Regions from separate parts of the Mus musculus genome. Here all the other regions are linked to region 1. The links are chromatin loops, found by intact Hi-C in ENCODE. Cell type or tissue: left cerebral cortex. All regions are shown on one strand. Region 1 overlaps Pcmtd1 (protein-L-isoaspartate (D-aspartate) O-methyltransferase domain containing 1). Region 2 has its middle 79 kb from the start of Pcmtd1. Region 3 has its middle 46 kb from the start of Alkal1.

Region 1 (8,000 bases):
AATTCTTGAATCATACATTTTGAATTTTTCCTTTGTCAGCTTTGTACATTTGATCAAAAACCCTCTTTAAGAGTGAACTGCACGATATTCTATGCTAGGCTGTTTTGAGATTTCCTTTGTCAATGCATTCAATATAAATCTTTTTACCTTGGCTTTAGGCAGACTCTTTGGACAAGGGCAAAAATGTAGCCATATTCTTCACCTCAATATCATAAGAATTATCTCTAGGCAACATACGAAAACTATTATTCTGTGAACCCTCTTGTACCAGGCACCCATACTTCAAATTATCCTCAGCACCACTGTCATCCATAATTTTATTAGGATGGGCCCATTAAGCCCCACTTGGAGCATTCCATTGCTTTCTTTATCCAATATCCCAAATCCACACTCCTCCAAACAAAAACATGGTCAGGTTTATCACAGCAATACCTAAGTACCTGGTACCAACTCTGTCTTAGGGTTTCCATTTCTATAAAAAGACACTCTGACAAAGGCAACTTTTATAAAGGCAAACATTTAATTAGGGCTGTGACACACTTCCTCCAACACAGCCACCCCTACTCCAAAGCCATACCTCCTAATAGGTGGCACTTCCTTTGTGCCAAACATTCAAACACATGAGGGCCATACCTGTTCAAACCACTACAGTTATTACTTTTTATTAGAACTCTAGTTATTTTTAGATATAAGAAGACAGAAAGAACATCTATGAAGCAGTGGTCAAAACTAAGTTTTAATCTATTTTGTTTAAAGATTTACTTATTTTATATATGTGTATGTCGCTGTCTTCAGACACATGGTTGTGAGCCACCCTGAGGTTGCTGGGAATTGAACTCAGAACCTCTGGAAGAGCAGTCAGTGTTCTTAACTGCTGAGCCATCTCTCCAACCCAGTTTTAATCTATTAAGCTGCCCTAGAAGCCTTATTCTCACACTATACCACCTTATATTGATTTGTATTCCATGTGTTAAATCAGAGCGAGGGCAAGTGAACAAGTCACTGGGACCTGAAGGACTGCCTACAGAAAGCTTGTAATTCTCTGAGTTTGTGAGTCAGGTGTGGTTCTTGCCTATGCAATGACCACATTTACAGAAGCCTTTTCCTCAGCATGTGCTTGCTACAGTCTTGTTACAGGGATTCAGGCAGAAGCTGGGAGAGTAGGGCATCTCTGGCTTGGTAATATGCAGTTAAGAAATAAGATGCCACTTGGGGGTTTCTTTTCTCTTCTCTTCTCTTCTCTTCTCTTCTTTTCTTTTCTTTTCTTTTCTTCCTTCCTTTCTTCCTTTCTTTTCTGTGTAGATCTGTTCCCCATTTTTTTTTCATTTTTTATTAGATTTTTTAATTTACATTTCTAATGTTACCCTCTTTCCTAGCTTCCCCTCTGAAAATCCCCTATCCCCTCCCCCAACCCTGCTTCCCAACCACCCATTCCCATTCCTGGTCCTGTCATTCCCCTATACTGGGGCATAGAAACTTTACAGGACCTAGGGCCTTTCCTCCCATTGATGACCGACTAGGCCATCCTCTGCTACATATACAGCTAGAGCCACAAGTTCCACCATGTGTTTTCTTTGATTGGTGGTTTAGTTCCAAGGAGCTCTGGGGGGGGGGGGGGTACTGGTTAGTTCATATTGATGTTCCTTCTATGGCTTCAGACCCCTTCATCTCCTTGGTTACTTACTTTCTGTAGCCTACATTGGGGACTCATGGAAGGAGTTACAGAGACAAAGTTCAGAGCAGAAGCTGAAGGAATGACCATCTAGCGACTGCCCCACTTGGGGATCCATCCTATAAACAACCACCAAACCCAGATACTATGGCAGATGCCAACAAGAGCTTGCTAACAGGAGCCTGATAGCTGTCTCCTAAGGGGCTCTGCCAGGGCCTGGCTAATACAGAAGTGGATGCTCACAATCATCCATTGGACGGAGCACAAGGTCCCCAATGAAGGAATGGGGGTTCTTGTCTCATTCAGAAATGAGTATAGAGGATAGGCGAGAATTAGAGCATTCTTGTTCAGAGAGGGGCAGTTAAGAGTTTTCTTCGGAAAGTTAAGGTATACTTGAAGCAGTTATCCATAAATTTAATTTTGCTCCACACTTGAAGAGTTAGGTTGCTTCAAGTCCTAATATGTTGCATTAGAACATCACCTTTGGTTTTAAAGTCAAAATAAATTATGTTCTGCTCACCTAACTGTCTTCCCAGAGCTCAGGATTTTTACAAAGGACTCTCAGCACTGTCTTTGTTCCTGTGTAGAGAGAAGTTGAAGAGAAGAAAAAATAAGCTTCCCAAATCTTTTTTTTTTCACAGTCCACGAAGGCTTTTTATTTATGATTTACATTTAAAAAAAGAATCCCAGGATTTTCCCTCCTGTATGTTTTCATCTTGCCTCTTCATGGTCCATGATGCCAGCCAAGGTTGTCAGCACGATGAAGCCAAACTGCAGTGATAGGAGCAGGTTGTTCTGCCATTTCTCTAGGTCTTTGAGTTGAATATCAAATCTGGGGCTTATAATTCCACACTTGTTCAACCTTCCTGTGAGGTTCACAACAATCTTCCCAGCTCTGTGATCATCAATGATCTAGAATTCACCAATGTGCCCATGCTTCATCATCACGGTTAAGAACTGAACGATGACTTTAGAACACGCCTGATGAGGACCTGGCGTTTGCCTCTCTTCTCAGCATTGTTGATGCTCTTGAGAGCATCCGCCAGAACAGTCATTCACACCATGGTGGTGGTGAGGGAAGATGCCAGAAAGAGTGAGCTGGGCAAACACACAGAATTATGGGGCCCAAATCTTTTACCTTATAGTAATGAACTAAATACCAAACCATTACCGTTACTTCATTCTTACAGCTGCTGATTCAGGTGAAGGTGGTTCCTCATTAATACCGTTTCTTTTTGGCTTGGGGATTTATTCCTATTTTCCAAATAGAACCTGTAATATAGAAACTATAGTTCTAGTAAGAGCAGTAATACATACATATAGTTATCCAACTTAAATACTTTATTTTCCTAGCCTCTTGACTAATTCTTTCATTATCAGAAGTGACTAAGGAGAGTCCCATAATCATTCCAGTGCTGAGAACACTGCCACTGTGGTGGTTTCTACAGCGTGCACTCTTAAAGGTGGAGCAGGCCACAAGCAGGGGACTCATTGGCAGCTTGTCCTGAGGGGCTGCTGGTTAGTTATAGTGTGCACTACCATCCTGTTTGGTCTGCATGCCTTGTTGCAGGATGGTAAATGATCCTTATTTAGAGTGCTTACATTTCCTTTGCCCTCAGAAAATGTTCACGTATTTCCCCGCGTGCTTTCTCTCATTTCCTCTTGTTTTAATCAGGAATGGCTTATGTACTGGAGATCTTACTGTTTTCCTCTTTATTTTTATTCTGTATGTGTGAGTATTTTGCTTGTGTGAATGTCGGTGAAACTTGCGTGTGCCTGGTCCTTTTGAGGCCAGAAGGATCCCATTGAACTGGAATTACAAAGGGTTGTGAGTAGCCATGCGCGGACTGGGAAGTGAGTTTGAAGAACAGCCAGTGCTCTTATAGAGGCTCTCTCTCCAGCCTCAAGTTTACCCATTTTTAAGTCTTTAACTCAGTGAGTTTTTCAATGGTAACATGGTGTAAACTGCCACAGTCTAGTCTTTAAAAACCTCTATTAGGCAATATTCAGTAGTTGTATGTTATTGTTACTGTTTTTGTTTATTTATGGTTTTATAAGCATTTATTAGCATAGAATTTTATGTTTCTTCAGACTCTGTAAGGACTTCTTTAGAATGGTCTTGCCCCAACTCTTTGTTCCTGGTGAGATCAAACATTCTGCAGACGTCATGTTTCATGCTAAGGAGAAATTCTGTTTTTTTACATTAAACATTGGTTTGAGTCTTGATCCTCTATCCTGTGTTTTAAAGAAAGATTTCCGTCTTTTTAGTAATTATGGAGAGTATTCTTGAAAAGTAACTTGGTTATGGTTGTGAGCAAATCTCTCTTGAGAATGGTTTCTCTTATTATCACAGTTAAGCTGGCAAAGCGCCATGTTGTGTACACTGTGCTGCTTAGTCCTGTATAGTCATCTGTGTGTCTTTTTTTTTTTTTTCTATCCCAATGGCCTGGACTGCATTATTAGCATGTTTTTTTTAATTTATTTTAAAAATCAGTTTACAAAATATCAGGCTCCTTTGTGACATTTTCCTACCTACTTTCTTCCTCCTGATTGATTTTTGCCCAAGCTCCTCCTGCCTTTTTTTTTCCTCAATGTGCCCTTTAATATCACATGTTCTCTTTTCTTCTTGGCTGCCTTCTTAAAATTCTTTTCCCTGTACCATGGACTGCTTTCCTGCTTTGGCAGCTTTTATTCTCCCATTCAGTTGCTCAGAGTGTAGAGATTAAAATCTAAGAGCTACCCTATGTGAGAAAGCACAGTGTTTCTTTCTGATTCTGAACTACCTGGCTGTTTTTGGTATTAGTATCTTTCCAACCTGGATCATCTGTGTAGCAAATGGTCCTCTTTGCTTTTTGTCAAATTTAGTTGTAAGGCTCATGAGAGCAGTGCTTTTATGACCTGACCCCGCCCCCCATGAGTGCGGGCCTTTGGTGACACTCTGTGAGTGTAGTAGTGACTTTGTAGCCCCATGAGTGCACTGTTTTTGTTACCTACTGTGAGTGCAGTGCTATTATGATATCTCATGAGTGTAGAGCTTTTGTAGTTCCTATGAGTGCAGCACTTTAGTGACTTCTCCATGAGTGCGCTGCTTTTGTGACCCCATTTGAACAGTGCTTTTGGTGTCATTTGCAGATCTGGTGCAGAGGAGCAGAGATGTTGAGTCACTTGTGTATGTTCCAGCAGAAGTGTAAGAACTCTCTCCTCTTGCTTGTGCTGAGCAAGAAACTGCATTGCACGGAGGCCTGTGAGTGGAGCTCGAATCATAAATATGACAACAGTCCCTGGTGCTATCATAGCCAAGGCATATTCTGAGCTCATTTTAGCTTGTAAAGTTAAGTACGTTCTACCAGGATGATTTTAGTTTGTAAAATTAGATCCTCTCCCTCTCCCTCTCCCTCTCCCTCTCCCTCTCCCTCTCCCTCTCCCTCTCCCTCTCCCTCTCCCTCTCCCTCTCCATCTCTTTGTATCTTTGTTTCTGTATTTCATGCATGTACACACACACACACACACACACACACACACACACACACACAGAGGACTCTGCAGAACATCATTACTAGAAAAATAGGTTACTTTCAGAAAATTACTGGTTTTTTGCATCTGTTCCCCTGTTCATGTGAGAGAATTCATGGACAGCTCTTGTAATTGTAATATAAAGCCCACAGTTGTACAACTGTTTCTTTGTGGTGCAGTCATATTTAGGTTGTGTTGAATGTTGAGCTGAATGCATCGACTCATGGCAGCAGTTAATTGTAATTCACAGCCATGCTTGGTTTGCGGGGATGGTTTTGTTTTTTCTGGAACTGGTCCTCACATTCTGTTTTGAGTCTGCCTTCTGACAGAGTCAGCCCATTCCAGTCTAGGAAGAGAGGGAGTGTGTGTGTGCGCGTATGAGCATAAGAGTAATGCAATCTTATTGATCATACTCGCCCCCTCACTACCCTCTCTTCTGCTCTTGCTGAGCCCTTCTTTTCATGACTCTTCCCCTCTCTATCTTTGTTTCAGGCAAAGTTAAGTTATGTGAACACAGTAGGGATTCCTTACTGGTGCATGGGCAACTTACCAGTATCTGTACTACTGAACAAGTCAATACCCCTCCCCTGCTAATAGCTCATCAGGGAGGGTTAGGGCCTCAGGAGCACATCTCTTTCCTGCCTCAAAAGGATAATGTTGAAGGAAACAGTCATACATAGTTCCTGCTCAGGCATTTACAGCTGCTGCGTGTATCCTGAAGTCAGTGCTTCGTAGCATTACTCCCCTTTCCTTGGGTATCTAATTTCCAGATCTCCTTCTATTGTCTTTTTGTAAATGACTTGTTCACTTAAATAACTGCAACAACAACAAACCTTTGTCTTTAGCCTATATTGAAGAATGGATCTCTCTTTTGTTTTGGTTTCAGTTTCATCGAATGTTACAGAATCCATGAATTTCCAGAACCTCAGGGTTAACTGACCCATGTCTAGACACGGAATTCGGAGAGTACTCACAGTCTTTATCCTTACAAATGTGGTCACATACTATTTCTTCAGGATACATAGGAAATTACCCTGTCCTTATCTCAATCCTTCCCTCAATTCTTTTCCATACAATACAAAAATTTCACTATATTCTCTTCGTCCCATGTTCCCTTTCTTGGTGAAAGTCCAGTTTCCTTCTGAACTATGCAAGGTAAAGACTTGAATACCAGCCTTTTTAGTCTCCTGCTGTGGAGAAGGCAACAGACTCATTTCCAGAGTTCAAATCCTCAACATATCAGAAGGCATGCTTTGAAACAGCTTTCCTTTTTCTTCTTGCATTTAATCCAACGACCATCCCACTTCCACTGTAATGTAAAACCCTGAGGATACCTGATTCTTTAAAAATAATATTTATGTGATCTAATAGGGAGAAAGTAGGCCTGAAACAAGAAGAAAGGTTGTCTTACAGATAGAAAGTAAGTATGTAATCAGTCTGAAGATTTTTCTATTAAATTTGTTTTTAATCTAGTATATTTATTTGTAAGATTTACTAATTGCCTGATAGTAGCTTTGATATAAATTTGCAATTTCTTTCCTTTATTATGCTTCTATGAAGTATTTGCATTAGACCCTATATCAGCTGCTGAAAATACCTAATAGAGAATAATAGCACTTCTCCTATTAGTACTTCTTCATTCTGCTCAATAAATTCACATTTCAGCATGAGTTAGTCATTTCTGGACCTGGATGCCTGCAGTAAAATTGAGGTAGGTAGGCATTGTAGTAATCTCAGTACAGAACAAGAGGCTTGAAGTTCAAGGCTAGCTGAGCCACAAAGTAAGGCCCTAATTCAGAAGAAGTGGGAAAAAGCCAATGAAAATGAATTTGGGGGAAATTAATTTTGTTGGATCAAGATCTGTAGCTATGTAAATTTTTGTGAAAGCCAGAGAATCATGACTTTAAGAAAATCCTTAATTACATAACAAATTCAAGAGTTTAAAGCTAGCCTGAACTACAATGAGACCGTCTCAAGCCAATAACAGAAACTCATGAGGAATTATCTCAAGAACCCAAATAAGAAGTGAAAATGAAGTAAAAAGAAACTAGTAGTTATCTACATAGATTTAGAAGGGTCAGGTGCCTTGCAAGGTGTTACTGGCAAAATCTAGGATTTTTTTTTTTTTATGAGACTTTGCCAAACCTAGAAGAGAGAGAAATTTCTCATTTTCAGAATAAACTATTACATAGCGATTCTTAGGAAAAGTTGGACAGTAGTTGCCTTTAATCAGTGTTAGATAGAATGTGAGAACTCTGGGAATCACACACACCTCCATGTTTGGTTTTATTGGCAGGGATATAGCCCATGTAGGTTAGGCTGACTTTGAGCTTACAGGTGTAGCCCAAAGTGATCTTGAACTCCTGTTCCTCCTGCTTGCACCTCCCAGGTGCTGGGATTAAATACATTTGTCACTAAACCTGGCTCTTTATGCTTTGACATACTATCTATAATTCATTTTTTTTTACCTGTCACAGTCTACAAGTTTACTTATACTTCCTAAAGTCTTATCTTATATAATTATAGTTACTAGTAATGAATATAATTTGTTAAAAAGTATTTTAATATATATAGTTTAATGTCATTGACTTTATATTGGTATCATAAAAACCAAATAACCAGTTCATGTACTCCCCCTTGTGGTAAATATTAGGGTTAGGCAAATGATTTCTTATATTAATATTTGTTAACTGTTGGTAATACTTTACAAATGAAAACAGGGATTTGAATGGTCCAAAACAGTAACAATCACTCAGACTACACTGGGCATGATGATACATGCCTATAATGCTGTCCTGAGACAAAAAGACTGCTG
Region 2 (8,000 bases), 130 kb before region 1:
ATCTGTACTGGAATTTGGTCCCCTCTTCTAATGTATCTGAAGACAGCTACAGTGTACTCATATAAATAAAATAAATCTTTTTTTAAAATCTATTAATAATGAAATTACTTTAAATGTCATATCCTATGGATTTCTGATGCTTTTGAAGACTATTTATATATAGTATATCTGAACTGCTAAACACTGACTACTCTTAGCTATTTCTATTTGAATAATACTGAGAACACTTTATTATAATTAAATCAGACTCTAATATAACCATGAGTTTATCTGGCCCTTAACTTGTATTAATCATCCTGAAGAGTTTGCAACAGCAGCTATGAGAAGGACTGGGTCTAAGCCTTGTATTCTTAAATGAGTCATATAGGCACAATGCCTATCTAAAAGTAACAAAATTAATTTTAAAGTTTGTATCAATATATAAAGATTTATACCAAAAACTTAAGCCTATATCAATACATAAATTCTGTACAAATGTAAGAAATTATATCATTGGGCTAGAAAGATGGCTCAGTGGTTAAGAGCACTGACTGAGGCTGGGTGGTGGCGGCACATGCCTTTAATCCCAGCACTTGGGAGGCAGAGGCAGGCAGATTTCTGAGTTTAAGGACAGCCTGGTCTACAGAGTGAGTTCCAGGACAGCCAGGGCTACACAGAGAAACCCTGTCTCGGAAAAAAAAAACAAAAACAAAAACAAACAAACAAACAAACAAACAAAAAGACTGCTCTTCTAAAGATCCTGAGTTTAATTTCCAGCAACCACATGGTGACTCACAACCATCTGTAATGGGATCTGATGCCCTCTTCTGGTGTGTCTGAAGAAAGCTACAGTGTACTCATTAAAAAAAAAAGAAAGAAAGAAAGAAAGAAAGAAAGAAAGAAAGAAAGAAAGAATAACATCAATTTTGCGTCAAATATAAAGATTTCTACCAATGTAAAATTATGACTATACAGTATTTTAAGAATAAATTTAGCAATCCATCCAATATATCTAGTTTCTTATAATATTACTATATCCCTCTTTTTCTTTCATAATATAATTGTAATATGAATACCTAGTATTCAGGTTATTTGATGTGCAACCCCTGTGAAAGGGTCATTCATCAACACCCCCCCAAGGGGTCACGACCCACATTTTGGCAGCTGCTGTCCTAAGAGCTTGGATTGCAGGCATATACCACGACACCTGACCCATCTGAATCAGTCAGACCAAGCATTTGTCACCGTGTCACAGGTAAGAGTGCATGCTCAGAAGTGCTAGTCCCAATATGGATGAGGGCATCCAGAACCCTGTCATCCAGTGTCTCGTGAGATGCAGACACCACTGTATCTGGCCACGAGTTGCTCTCTTTTTCTTTTCTCTTCTTCTCTTCTCTTCTCTTCTCTTCTCTTCTCTTCTCTTCTCTTCTCTTCTCTTCTCTTCTCTTCTCTTCTCTTCTTTTCTTCTCTCCTCTTCTCTTCTCTTCTCTTCTCTTTTCTCCTCTTTCTTTTTTCTTTGGGGGCTGGCTTTTTAGATAGGGTCTCACTATGTAGCCACTCTGGAGTTTGAACTCACTTCATATCCCAGACTGGCTTCACACTTCCTACCTCAGCCTCCTGACCACCAATTAGTTTCTTAACTTAGATTCTGTCAGAACAAGACATTGAACATGGAGTAAATCAACAGATTTGAAAGGTGATTTCAGGAAATGCCACCACAAAGTCATAGGAAAGTGAGAGAAGGAGGGAAAAAAACAAAAAGGGCTGTAATACCAAGCCTATCTCTAGGGGCCTCCTGGGGACCTTCAGAGCACAGGACATGGAGTGGGGTGTAAGTATTGTGTCATGTGGTACTAAGGTACTTTCTTCTGCAGCAGGTGACTTCTAGGGTTACTGCCTGTGTTCAATTGGCTTGGAAAGTGGGATATGAGGTGCAGATCTTTGCCAAGTGTGCAAGACCACAAGTTTGGTTTCAGATGTTAGTGCTAGCTCTTCTGTTTCTGGTTTGGAAGATGAAAGAACGGGGAATTCTACATGATGTACATTGCCTTAATTAATTACTCAGTAATCACAATGGCAGAAATTTAGGGAAACAGCCATGGAAGAAAAATCAGGGCTGCCTGGCTAGGGCAACTGAGGAGGCTTCTGAAGAGATGCAGCATAGAAGGACAGGAAATCTTCAGCATACAGGGCAGAAAGTTGTCCCAGAAGACGAAAGGACACCTGGGGCTGTATGATCTCGGAAAGGACACCAATATTTCCTGCCAGAAGCACAGGTTACTGGGTCTCTGAAAAGGGGGCCCCAGGATGGCCTTTATTGTGGGGACAGAAAGTACAGCTCCCAGGGAAAGAGCACTTACTGCAAACTTGTTGGTGATGGTGAGTCCTGAGTCAAAGCCACAAATGTAAGGCAGGAAGAAATGCAACTAGAGGCAGGTAACAACAGACTCTTCATTTCTTCATAATTAGAAAATAAAACAATAAAGAAGCCAGGCCTGCTAGTCTACCCTGTGATCTCAGTTATCACCAAAGCAAAGACAGGAAGGTTGTGGGTTCCAGGACAGCCTGGACAACACTGTAAGACACTGTTTTAAAAAGAAAAAACAAAGAAAGAAAGAAAGAAAGAAAGAAAGAAAGAAAGAAAGAAAGAAAGAAAGAAAGAAAGAAAGAAAAAGAGGGAAACAAGTGAGGAAGTAATGTGTAACAAAGTTGATTTTTCAAAGGGCAGCAAAGAGCTGGAATGCAGTGTAGGCATGGAGCTTTGCATAGTGTACTCAAGGCCCTGAATTCTCATCTCCAGCACTGTGGAAGAAACACGGTATGTAGAGGCTACATCACTAAACACTGGTAACTAAGTTAAGAGTGCTGTAGACAAAAATAAAGCCCTGCATACAAATGTGTGCTACTTCAATAAAAGTAGTGGGAATTAGTGATATGAGTTCCACCCCACAGCTCAATGCTGTAAAGAATACCGTCAGTCCAGCACTGTTATTTCCACAATGTTCTCAGGTGCATTTCATGAGCCCTGTCTCCCTCCAATGACATTGTATTTTCTGATTGGTAAAGCAGAAACCTACCCTCACTTCTTAAAAAATTATCAAAATTATAGTCACTAATAGTTCCCAAATATTCAGTGCATTTGTTCTGTGGAGGTTCCATGGTTAAGAGCATTTGTCTCTCTTGCAAAGGACCTGGGTTCAACTCGCAGCACCCATGTGGCAGCTCACAACCATCTGTAGTTGCAGTTCCAGGGCATCGGATGCTCTCTTCTGGCCTGTATGGACATTACACATACATGTACTACACATACATATGTATATGCAACTAAACACTTAACTTTTTTTTAAGAAAGAAAGTTGTTTTCATTTATCTGCTTAAATAATTTCCCATAAACAGGGCCACTTTGAAACTCATTGAGATAGCTCAGTCAGTAAAGTGTTTTGTTTTTTTTTTTTGAAAGTACAAGAATTTGAGTTTGATGTAAAAACCCATTTTTTAAAGCTAGATGTGCTAATAACAATAGAAGCTTGGCATGGCCCCCAGTGCTTGCAATCCCAGCTCTGAAAAGGTAGAGACAGGTAGGTCCCCAGACTCACTAACCAGCCAGCCTAGCCTCATTGGTGAGTTCTAAGCCAGTGAGAAAAATCTGTCTCAAAATAAGTGTGTGGCACCAGAGGCATTGAAGCTATCCCCAGAGCTCCTCTACCTGCAAACACACACAAAATAAATAAAAATGAAAGAATGTTTAAACAAAATAAAAGCATTATCCCACAACCTGTGCATAAATTAAATTTCTACTTAATTTTTAGAAAATAAAGAACTAAAATAATAATTATTATTAATAATAGTAACAACAACAACCATAAACTAAACACACACATAGAAAAAAACCCATATCACTCAGGAGGCAGAGGCAGGTGGATTTCTGAGATCGAGGCCAGACTGGTCTACAAAGTGAGATCCAGGACAGTCAGGGCTACACAGAGAAACCCTGTCTCAAAAAACAAAACAAAAAAGGGGAAAAAGAAAAAAAGAAAGAAAGAAAGAAAGAAAGAAAGAGAGAGAGAGAGAGAGAGAGAGAGAGAGAAAGAAGGAAAGAAAGAAAGAACCTGTCCAGTTGGGCTGTGAAAACAGGAGAATCAGGAGCTCAAGGTATTCCTCAGCTCCAGGGTGAATTTTCAAGGATCCTGGACTCTGTCACCCTATTTGCAAACCAACAAGACTTTATTTCCTTCACTACTATCCCTGAATTTGCAGTGCATGCCACAAGATGGCAGTGGGTCTCTTGCTTCATATAATGTTGTTGAATAAAAAGAGGAGTTGCACACTTCAAGATATGGTTGAGAAGGTTTGTATTGGACATATGAGGGAGAATAGAGGCAGAGGAATCCGGAAATGGGTGGGGGTGGGGGTGAGAGAGCAAGAGAAGACACCAAAAGCCAGGAGGTGAGGACTAAGAGAACCAAGAGCAGACAAAGGAACAAGGAGAGGAGCCAAAGGAAAAAGAAGAAACATGTGGAAGAGCATGGCCAAAACCAGCAGGGTTTTATAGGATCAAAAGCTGGAGTAAAGGAAGAGAAACCCCTGGGCTGGGGGAGTTTAGGGTAGACTGGGAGTGGAAAGTGCAGAGAGGAGCCACTGCTACTGAGTAAACCCAGATGCCAGCATCCACTCTGGTATGGTAATAGCCATTTGTTCCAACTTTCTTTTGGAACCTGACAGTCATCATTTCCAAATCTTTAAGAATACTCAGCAAGCCCTTGAATTTAGGTAAAGATGGAATCGGAGGCTTCTTGAGGATCATAAACCACCTATATGTAGCCTACCCCAGCCTTGAAGCGGGCTGATTCAGACTTTGCTGCCACTGAATATGAGATCACCTGGGGTGTAGCCTTCTGACTTAGATGGCTATATTGTTACGTCAACTATCACTGCTCTTCTCCAAGACTCTGCTACCTGCAGAGAGACCCTTGAGACATTCCAGAGACACATCCTATCCTGCATGTCACCTACAGGCTGGCTCAAAGCACCAAGAATGGACTGGTGGGGGGTGGGGGAGATGGGCCTTCCCCCCCTTCTAAGCACAGTCTCTTAGTAAACTCGTAGGCCTTGATCAGAGAAAATTTGTCTTGGCTTCATCATTCTTTTCTTGCAGTCTAAGTCTCTTTCAATGCCAGCCTACCGTCCAGAAATACCCGGCTGCGGGCTGGCTTACTACAGATTGGTGCCAGAAACAGGGACCTGGAAACAGCAGGAAAACACTGAGGGATCGCTGTCTTGTGTGGAGCTCCACAAGAAGGAAAGAATAAGAAGATCATATCGGGCACAGTGAGCAACAGGTATTTATACTAGCACTGGTTTTAAACGTCATTTTTTAAAGTGTTGCTGGAGGTGCGATAGGATATGGACTAAGTTGGAACAGTGCTGACCCAGCGCTGGTTCCACTTAGGTTTGACAGCGAAATCTGGAACTAGAAACTCCCAAACAGGTGGTTGTCTGCAGCTTTCAAGAGCTGCTTCAGGTGAGAGGAATAGGGTTTAAAATAGTAAAATTAAATAAAATAGTAGAAAATGGATTTTGAAACTCTCCCAGAGACAGAGAGAAATTGGGGAACGCCCTGTGTTATTCTCTCTGGCCCCTACAGCAGAAGTTCTCTGCCCTCTTTGTGTTGTCTAATGTCTGGTGCACCAATCCGTTCATGTGTCAATTCATGTGTGTTTTGTTTCATTGTCTGAATGACTGAATGTTCTGTGTTTCATGTTGGAAAATAAAAATGGCTAAGACTTTATCTGCTGGTTCAGCAAAGCCCAAGAGTGGCCCACACTTTAGCCAAGAATTAAGCACAGCAGGGGAGCCACTGTTGGAAAAACTGTTTTTAAAGAAAAGTAGTCTGCAACCTCTTGGTTCTAAGGCAAATAAACTGATGGTTTTTTCCTAGAAAATTCTCTGTAATCGTGATTATTGTGTTTAGCAAATGACAAAATGCTTTTTTATCTTATAATTATAGCTAGAGAAAGTAAAATTCTTTGATTGGTCTAAATTTATAGGATTCCTGTAGCCACTTAGTTTGGGTTTTTACTGGTCTTAAAGGTATAATATACTCTGCGTGTCTTCATCATAGAATATTAGCTTATAAGTTATTGGGTATGATTTAAAAGGTGTAACATTGGTAGCAAGACAGCTTTAAATTGGTAACTAAGGTTTGGAGTCTTTCAAACACGTGGCATAAAGCAGGACAAAAAACTAGGCCTCTAAGGATACTTCTAGTTGAGATAATATTTAATGTGATTCTTATCCTAAAAGGTAGACTTAGAGATAAGATTTAAAACAATGTCTCTTTAATGAAGCATTAAAATTTGCACTGTCATGTAGTCATAGGTGTAAATTAGCAGCTAAACTTCGTAACATGATAGTAATGTTTCTAATATTGATTCTAAAGATGATAAATTGTTTTGAAATTGGGTTTTGTTTTCCCAAAGTTGTAGTTATAGTCTAATATTGCAAAAGAAACTTAAAAGTTCTATAATCTGTCCTCACAGCAAGAGGAACAAAGCTCAGATCAGCCTCTGTGGGGCTTGTGAGACTTTCTTTTGTTTTGCAAACAGTGCCTAAGGAAGTTCTTGAAACTTGCCTCTCCCTGCCTCCAGGGGAATTTTCTTTTAGCAAAAAACACTGTTGCAGATGTATCCAGATGTTGTTCTAAATAAAGTTTAAATTCAGAATTCATAAAAGGTCAGTCAGGCTGTAGAACTTATAAAGGCATTATAATCCGGCTTGCCTACTTCATGTAAAGTTATTATAGATTTAAAGGTTTGTTTTTTCCTTTGCATCCTGATAATTGTAAAGTGTTTGCTTCTAGTGAACTGGTAATCACTGGAAAATTTTGCCTCTAGGTATGGCTAATACAGCTTTATGTTATGTAAGAAAATTTTTTATTGTCTCTGCTTCAATACAAGAAGCTAAGAGTTTGAATTTTTTCAGTATATATTGTTTCCTAAGTGGAAAGTATTTTATTAGCTAATGCCTCTCAAGGGAAGTTTACTTCAAATTTTTGCTCTCACACAATGAGATTTTAAGTTCTAGGGAGTAGTTGTTGCTTCAGAAAAGATTCAGAGGCAATATCTTTATAACATTTGGGGTTTTAGTTATACTATAAAGTTGTGGTACAGAAAATCTAGAACAAAAAATTGATTTATTTCAAAATTTTATTTTCAAAAGCTTCCAAGAGATGTTAATTAGCTAAGGTCTCACCTTAAGGTCTTAAAGTGACTTAAACCTTTGTCGGATGTTATCTTGAGAGTCACAAATTAACTGGTAAAGAACAAAAGGCTTTCCAGAAAATAAAGGAAGCTTTTATAATTGCTATCAATTACAATCAATGATAATTAAATATTAGCTGCTTATTTTAATTATGGTTATTAAGTGTGCCCACAGCAATTCTTTGGCAAGAGAAAACGTTAATGTAAAATCATTTTTCTTCACCTCCTGGCCAACCGTTAGCCTACAGGGAGGGCCGGTCAGCTGGCTGCTGGCTGCTGTGGGGCAGGGCTGTGGGGTATGCAGCTTTCCCTGAGCAGTGATGGCACGGGAGGAAGCCAAGAAGTGGGCGCCTTTGTAAAGTACTCAGCGGCGGGCCTGAAACGGCCTTAGCTCTGGTTGTGTGCACCATGGCCCCCATGGGCTTCCGCCTGTCCCCGCTGGGGATGGCCGTATTTTTCCTGTTGGGGCTCAGGGTGCTCTGCCCTCTCTGCTCGGGCTTTCTGGCCTGCCACTTCAGCCTCTTCGGCCTGGATAGTGAACCTGCGGCAGGGGAGGCCAAAGTGGCGTTCACCTCAAAGCAAAGTTTTGACATCCTATTAAGGCTGCTGTGGTGCTAATTAAGAATTGTAAGATAAATTCGTATATTTTAGAAAAACTATAACAAAAAATTATGTCTTAAAAGCCTGACAAAGTGTCTGTTCCTTGTTCCAAACAGCAACTAATTTGGTTATTGCAGAATATTGATATTTGGCCTATTGCAT
Region 3 (8,000 bases), 730 kb before region 1:
AAAACTTAAGCATAACCAGCTGAACACTTCTGCCCCCTAATGGACTCATATGCAAACAAAACAATCCCAATGTGTGCAGCAAAGTCTCTTATGTTTATAAATGTTGCATTTTTTAATGTTATCAAATCTTTGTTTGTATTGCTTAAACAACATAAATCACCTAGTTTAGACTAAGCAAAAAGAGACAAAATGAGAGTGTGCATTAGCTCCCAGTTCAAGCCTTGGCCTGGGCAACTGCTAGCTCATTCAAGGCAAGGCAACCGCTAAGTTGTAAGGCTAAATCCTGTGCTTACCTCTGGCTTCGAAGAATGAGGTTTTCACTGTTGTCCACTGGGGACTTTGCACAGGGGAGCAGAATTTCAGCAATCTTTTGATGTTTGGTTATGAGGGAAAAGAAAAACACATTTTGAAATGGATGTCTTAATACATTGTCCGGGTTGTCCTCAAACTCTTAGGTTCAGGTGTCTTTCCTGCTCCTTACTACGCAATATCTAGAATTACAGGCAGCCACCAGAGTGGCTTCTGCTTCTTCTGAACCGTATTGAACAGCTGCTTTATTCATTTGATTGACTTATATACTAGGAGGAAAAGTAGAATAGAGGCAGGAAGCATTGGCTTCTGTTTATTTTACTGATTCTCTAAACAAATGATTCATCATTACTGCTACAAGGGGCCTTCTAGGAATCACAGAGCAGACTTGGTTTGTAAAGTCATTTGCATCTATCTCTATCCACATGTAGAATTACGTTATTGCTATTAAAATGGCAATGTCCAAAATCAGAAATTTTGCTCAGCAGCTGTAGAATGCTCAGCCTTTGTAGAATGCCTTGAAATATGAAAATATGAATAAATGAATATACTTCTGATCTGCATTCTAATGGAAATATCTATGGCATTTATTAGAGTAAAATTCACACACCCACCACTTTATTTTTGAATGTATATCATGTGCCAAATTAAGTATTTGCTGGCATTATTTCATTTTGTTCTAATTTTTCTTTTCACACAAGGGTCTCACTGTGTAGCCACTTGCCTCAAACCTAAATTCCTCCTGCTTCAGCATTCAGTGTCCTGGGATTGCAGGCATAAGCCACCAGATACAAAACATGGTTCCTGATTTTTCACAAGTTTTGTGAGTAATATCAGCATTCAGTCTCACTCTAAAAACAAAGGGACTGGAGCAGTGAAGTGACTCAAAGAGTAAAGGTGCCTGCTGCCTCTCCAGATGGCCTGAGTCCATTACCAAGGCTTTCGTGATAGATGGAGAAATGACTCCACAAGCCATCCTCCGACCGATCCATGTCCACTGAAGCACAGATTCTGCCCCTACAAATAAATGTAAGGAAAAACAAAGGAGCTAAATCAAAGTTTTTCAGTAAATTCTTAAGTTTATCCAGATAATAAGCACCAGATGTAAGAATCGATCCAAAGTTTTTAGACTAAGACTGATTGACATTCTTTGGATTACATCACATTTTCTAAAGTATGAGAAGCCCTAAAAGCAACCTTTGGTAGAAATGGAGATAACTGTAGAGAAAAAAAGTGTTTCCATGGAAAACTGTAGCACACGTGAGTTTGTAGGTTCTATGTTTGTTTGTTTATTGTTGGAAGTTTTATTGTATACTGTGAATATTAGATAATATCCAGCCCTCTAAATTAATGTTTCCAAATGCTTCTGGCCTCTTGAATTAGCCAATCTTTCTCCAAAGTCCTGCCAATTTGGGGCAGACAATTCTTTTGTCTATTTGTCTCAATTTGGATTTTTTTTTTTCTAAAAAAAAATGATCTTGCTATATAACCTTGACTGGCTTTAAACACAAGGCAATCCTCCTGCTTCTTCCTCCTGAATGCCATCATGCCTAGCAAAGCAGGTAGACTGGTGTGAATTTTAGCATATATAGATGACAAAGGTGCTGTTGGTGTGTGGGCCACTGAGAAAGCCTGGACACCTTCCAGGACATGCATCAGAGCCCATTCACCCACTAGCCAGCTATGGGTGCTGCAAGCTTAAGCCCAGAAGTTTCACTGGCTGCCTGAGGTCAGACTCAAGGCTTTGGAGACCTGGCTTTGTGTTCGTTGTGTTTGTTGTTGTTTTGTTGTCACAGGACCTCATTTCATTAAGGGCCTGACTGCTGTCCTCACCCAACAGAGTTGCTTTACTGCGATATTCAACAGATGGACCTGCTGCTCCAAGTGGCCAGACAAATAAAGAGCAGATGCGCCTGCTTGCCCTCTTTTTCTCACCATCTTTTCTTCATCCCTTTTTAAATAAGAAGAAACAAAACTTAGACCTTGGGTCCATTTCTGACCCTTGTCCTAGGTGCTCCTGTGTACTTCTTTGTAAAATCCACTTCTAGAAGCAAATCCTGCTATGGAAATATATCCAGAAACCTTCCCTTTGTTACTCCATCAGATTCCATGTCTGACCTGGCCCCTCACCCTGTCAGTCACGTAGGTGATGTCTGATCACTGTCCAGTCTTCAGCAGACTCCTCTGAGGTCAGCTGACCTGTAATTCACTTCTCCTCTCTCAGTTTTCTCTTCATAAATTTGGTCCTCAGACCTAACCGCTCCAAAGCTATATGTTTGCACTTCCTGATGTATCTGTGGCGTAGAACCCACACACATACACTCTCGCTCCCTCATAGTTATGTCTGCTTAGTGAGCAGGTCCTGAATAAAGCTTTGCTATTTCCTGGAAAGAATCTGTGTCTGCAGAGGCTAATTGAGTGATTAAAACTTCAGAGATGCAAAATGTTGCAGGTCCAGAGCCTAATTACAATATATCTTGGGTGATCTTTATCCTACTAAACAGCAATTCTTTGCCCCCACTCTGTCAGATCCAACATTCTGTAGCTAACAGATAAATGGATGAAAAAATCCTCTAGGAATGTATAAAGCTAACAAACACCCTAGGTTTTGTTTTTTTTCCCAATACGAATGCTAACAGTGTTGTATCCTAACTACACTCTATCTTAACAAGGAGTTCTCTATCTTACTAAACCCACACACTTGATGTACCCATCAGTACTTGAAAGGTGTCTTGATGTATAGCTTTGTAGTCTTCTATTACAAAAAGTTTATGAAATTTCAACGTTGTAGGAACTTGGTATTTGAATAAATCTAAATCTATGTTCCTGAGGCACGGTCACTCATATTTGATTCCAGAATAAACCATTCTCTTCCTTTGAAAGGAGAGCTATGTCTCTTACCAATATTACTATACTTTAATGTGGGAAGCCGCCCTCACATTTGCCATTATAAGATGGCGCTGACAGCTGTGTTCTAAGTGGTAAACATAATCTGCACACGTGCAGGGGCAGTTTTCCCGCCATGTGTTCTGCCTTTCTCGTGATGACAACTGGGCCGATGGGCTGCAGCCAATCAGGGAGTAATACGTCCTAGGCGGAGGATAATTCTCCTTAAAAGGGACGGGGTTTCGCCATTCTCTCGCTTGCTCTCTGGCTCCTGAAGATGTAAGCAATAAAGCTTTGCCGCAGAAGATTCCGGTTTGTTGCGTTCTTCCTGGCCGGTCGCGAGAACGCGTGTAAGACTTTAACACGTACTATTGTTAACAATGGTTTACTGCAGCAAGAAATACTTTTTTTCAGAAGGTATAAAGAATATGAATTAGGTGTTCTTTCAAATTTAAAGACATTTGAGCACTAGAAGAAGTAGAAGACTAACAAAAATATGTTAAATTTACAGAAAAAACATTTCAAACAGTGGTAAAGACTAGACAAGCACTGAGAGCTTCTAGTCACCCAAAGATGTAAAGTTTAGGAGTAGTGAATGTTCATGGTTCAGAGATAATGAGGAGGAATACAACTAGAGCCCAGTAAACTCTAGATAATTATTATTGTGATCACTTGCCATTCGCTTCCGTTAGTTTCTAAAATGTATTTTTGGACAACTAGTTAATAGAAAACCCTTATTCCAAATTTCAGTTCCTCATTCTTCTGGACATGATTTTAACATTTAGCTATAACACTTATATCTATGTCTATTTCTGGAATGTTGACCAGAGAGGGTGACCAGACAGCACCTAGGTGATTTCTTCTTCTTGTTGGTTTGTCTCAATTAGATTTGAAACAAAACAAAAATAAAGTAAATAAACAAAAGACAACATCAAAGGTTTTCTGTTTTACTTATTGTTTGAGGGTTTTGGCTCTTCATCACTTAACTGTGGCTTGTGTAAGTGGCACCAAGATGTCAAACACAAGCACAAAGAACAAAGCAGACAAAAGCAAGTGTAGACAGGTCTTTAAACATCCACGTAATTCATAGCCTCAGATTGCGTTTGGAATTTGAGTTCTTTATGCACGATGGAAATGAAACAAATAGAAAATTACATGGAACAAATGATAGTTTGAATAAACACTAGATACAGCTCAGTGTGAAAGTCGATGGGTCAGAATCATTTTCTGAACCCGTGCTCCTTCCTTCTGTTGGCACATGGACCTGTTTTTCAGCAGTCCGACAAAGGAAGCCATTTGCAGAGGGAAACATTTTTGTACAGGGGATGGTCTCCAGGAAGGCAGATTTCACTTCTGTTCGGTTGTGCAGCACATTGCTGCTCCAGCTCCTGGTCCTGCTAGTCTGCATGTTGTCACTGGCCCCAGAGGGAAGGAAGACAGATGTGAGGAAACATGAAACCGCAATTACACTCTAAGAATACATTGTATGTTTTGTGTACTTTTAATGTCTTCTTTAGTTATTCATTTTTACAAAATCATTTCCCCACTGTGTATAAACTATTGCGGTAAATAAAGATCAAACAACAAACAAAACTGGGAAGTCAACTGATCACTGCGGGAATTATTTTTAATGTAGGGTCATCTTTCTTCCACACGGTGGCGCCTCGCTGTCAGACTTAAAAACACTGAAACATTGTGGCCACCAACAACTCCAGATGGGCTTCTCTGTGCTAGTAGTTTCATTTTGAAACAGAAAGTCAGTACTTAACAATCGCTATTCTGAGTACCTTTTTGCTCTCAGAAAGAAGAGCTAAGCAGATTCTGACAGGACTTAGGGAAGTCATAGCGCCATGTGCAATGGTTCAGAAACTTTAGTGTGTCAGAATCCCCTGGAAGCCCAAAGAAATAGAGACAGTAGATCACTTCCTAGTTTACAACTTGCAGCATCTGAGACCATACTCTGGGAGACTATTCTGTGACAAATTTTGAGGCCTCGGAATTATGTTCCAGTTCAAACTCAAGTTCAACTTCTGAGATGACTAAATGACCTGGAGTAGGGACATTGGTGATTAACTGAGGCTGGCACCTTCAGGTGGTTGGTATGAGGACAGCTGGAACAGACACAGGTGTCCCGGTACAATATGGGGCTTGGAAGTCTTGTTTTGTTTTATTGAAGACGTCACTTTTATTTGAAGTCAATAGCTGAATCACAAAGTACAAGAACATTCATTCAGGTAAGAAATTTCTTTTAAAACTGTAAATAAGTATTTTAAGCCAGGAGCATCACACGAAGCAGTTAGTATTCTCTGGTACTGACTCTACCCCTCCTTCTCTCTCTTTTGTTTTACCACAAAACTTTATTTTATTCCACTTTTAACATAATGAGTCTTTTTAAAGTTTCAAAACAAAAAGGCATAACTAAGTACCCTTTGTAAACATTAGAAATGAACTAAAATCTAGGTTATTCACTAAAAGTCAGGAGTCAGGCTGGGATCTTAGGTCTTAGGAGAACAAAATAAACCGAACAGCATCTAACAAACAGGGACATCTCTCTGTTTTTACAGCCCCTCTTTCCTGTGCAGCCCACCCTTATGTCTTACACCAAGCAAGGAGAGCAACTCATAAAAATCCCTAGAGCCCCCAATTAGAAGGATTCATTGTCCAACAAGGATGGTCTACATGCTATTCTTTGCCTTTTGAAGGAATTAGAAACACTCTCAGACCATTTAAAAATATTCTTATATTCTGACAAGTGGGGCTGATAGATCCATTCTAGTAGCTCCCCATCTGGCAGACCTCATACCTCAGAGGCTAAGACGGATCCTTCTCCGTAGTACTTAGTATGGTGATTTGAATGCAAACATTCCTCATAGATGCAGATGTTTGAATATTTAGTCTCCAATTGGTGAAGCTGTTTGTCATGCTTAAGAAGTGTCTTAGTCAGGGTTTCTATTCCTGTATAAACATCATGACCAAGAGGCAATTTGGGCAGCACTTGGGAGGCAGAGGCAGGCAGATTTCTGAGTTCGAGGCCAGCCTGGTCTACAGAGTGAGTTCCAGGGCAGCCAGGGCTACACAGAGAAACCCTGTCTCGAAAAACAAAAACAAAATCAGAAAAAGAAGCAAGTTGGGCAGGAAAGGGATTCAGCTTACACTTCCATACTGCTGTTCATCACCAAGGAAGTCAGGACTGGAACTCAAACAGGTCAAGAAGCAGGAGCTGATGCAGAGGCCATGGAGGGATGTTCATTACTGGCTTGCTTCCCCTGGCTTGCTCAGCCTGCTCTCTTATAGAACCAAGACTACCAGCCCTGGGATGGTCCCAGCCACAAGGGGCCTTTCCCCCTTGATCACTAATTGAGAAAATGCCTTACAGTTGGATCTCATGGCGGCATTTTCTCAACTGAAGATCCTTTCTCTGTGATGACTCCAGCTGTGTCAAGTTGACACAAAACTAGCCAGTACAAGAAGTATGGCTTTGGTGAAGGCAGTATGTCACAGAAGGTGGGCTTTGTTTAGACTCATGGCACTTCAGTTCCCTCTCTGTTTGCTGCTCTTAGTGTAAGATGTGAGCTCTCCATTTGCTGCTGCAGTCTGCATGCCTGCCTACTTCCACATTCCAATGATGTGGTGGTGAAAGGAATCATAGATGCCTTGGCACAAGTTTCCCCTAACATCTGTGCTGTGGAACTGGATTTGGGTTCCCCTGAAGCCAGCAGCAATTTGAATGGTTTGTGAGCAAAGCCCATATTGCTGGGTTTTTTTATTTTAGTTTCTTGGGTTTTTTTTTTATTATTATGGTAAAACACAATTAAAATTTACCAGTATGAAAGTTTAAAATGTGCAACCAGTTGCGTTAAGTATTTTCACAATATTTTGCAATTACCAACAAAACCTAAAATTTTTTTCATCCCAACGGAAGTCTCCCTTTGGCTGTCATTTCTATTACCCTGGCTACTTGGTTTTAAGTACTTCCTAAAAAACTTAACTTGACTAATGCTAACTTAACTTGCATGGTATATACTCAGAAAGGAAAGCTTAGAACCATGTCAGAAATTCTCTTAGCATGTGTCCTATGCCCAAGGTTTGTTTTCTGATAGCATATATCAAGTTAAAGCACATTTTCATATACATCTATTCATTCCCCTTTATATTATTGACACATTTTACAGACTTGTACACATCCGTTAACATGGATTCATAACTACTGTTTTATAGTTATCATGTGTCTTAGTTTGGGTTTTATTGATGTGAAGAGACACATGACCACAGCAACTCTTATAAAAGAAAATATTTAACTGGGCTGGCTAATGCAGTTCAGAGGTTTAGTCTATTATCCTCATGGTGGAAAGCATAGTGACATGCAGGCAGATGTGATGCTGGAAGGGGAGCTGGGAATTCTACATCTTGATCCACAGGTAGCAGGAAGAGAACTGTGAACCACTAGGCTTGGTTAGAGCTTGCGAGACCTCAAATCCTACTTCCTAGTGATGCGCTCCCTCCAACAAGTCCATGCCTAATTCAACAAGACCAAACTGAATAGTGCCACTCCCTATGGACATATGGGGGCCATTTTTATTTGAAGCACCACAACATGCATAGATAAAAAATACATTTATTTGTCTAGTCAATCCAGGGCATGTGGTACTCCAGAGAGAGTTTCTGTAAATATTTTTTTCTTGTAAGTCATGCTTTCTTGTTCTATGCATGCCTTGACTTTATTGGTGCTGGTTGTCCACACTGCACTGAATATTATCTCATGCATTTTAAAAGACAGAATGGAACAGAAAGAAAAATATATCCTA

What was found. Hi-C counts contacts between places; a loop is a spot of excess contacts. Peaks named below come from ENCODE experiments on the same cell type or tissue, not always from the same donor. Only the 100,000 strongest peaks of a DNase experiment are listed, where the experiment ranks them.
Region 2: it touches region 1 in a loop (7-fold over the local background); 14 of 42 quality-filtered maps call a loop at or near these places.
Region 3: it touches region 1 in a loop (8-fold over the local background); 2 of 42 quality-filtered maps call a loop at or near these places.

The regions. Positions count from the first base shown.
Region 1 is chr1:7,133,851-7,141,850 of GRCm38, forward strand. All of the region lies in intron 2 of Pcmtd1 (protein-L-isoaspartate (D-aspartate) O-methyltransferase domain containing 1), which reads left to right. It also overlaps the pseudogene Gm26983. Among named protein-coding and RNA genes, the nearest start is that of Pcmtd1, 49 kb to the left of the region's middle. In left cerebral cortex, a CTCF peak has its summit at 7,822 (motif pointing left); DNase peaks (open chromatin) are centred at 4,048, 4,382, 4,897 and 5,452; H3K27ac peaks cover 1,730 bases.
Region 2 is chr1:7,006,116-7,014,115 of GRCm38, forward strand. No RefSeq gene overlaps it. Among named protein-coding and RNA genes, the nearest start is that of Pcmtd1, 79 kb to the right of the region's middle. In left cerebral cortex, a CTCF peak has its summit at 4,239 (motif pointing right); a DNase peak (open chromatin) is centred at 4,244.
Region 3 is chr1:6,401,663-6,409,662 of GRCm38, forward strand. No RefSeq gene overlaps it. Among named protein-coding and RNA genes, the nearest start is that of Alkal1, 46 kb to the left of the region's middle. In left cerebral cortex, CTCF peaks have their summits at 57 (motif pointing left) and 4,846; DNase peaks (open chromatin) are centred at 55 and 4,862.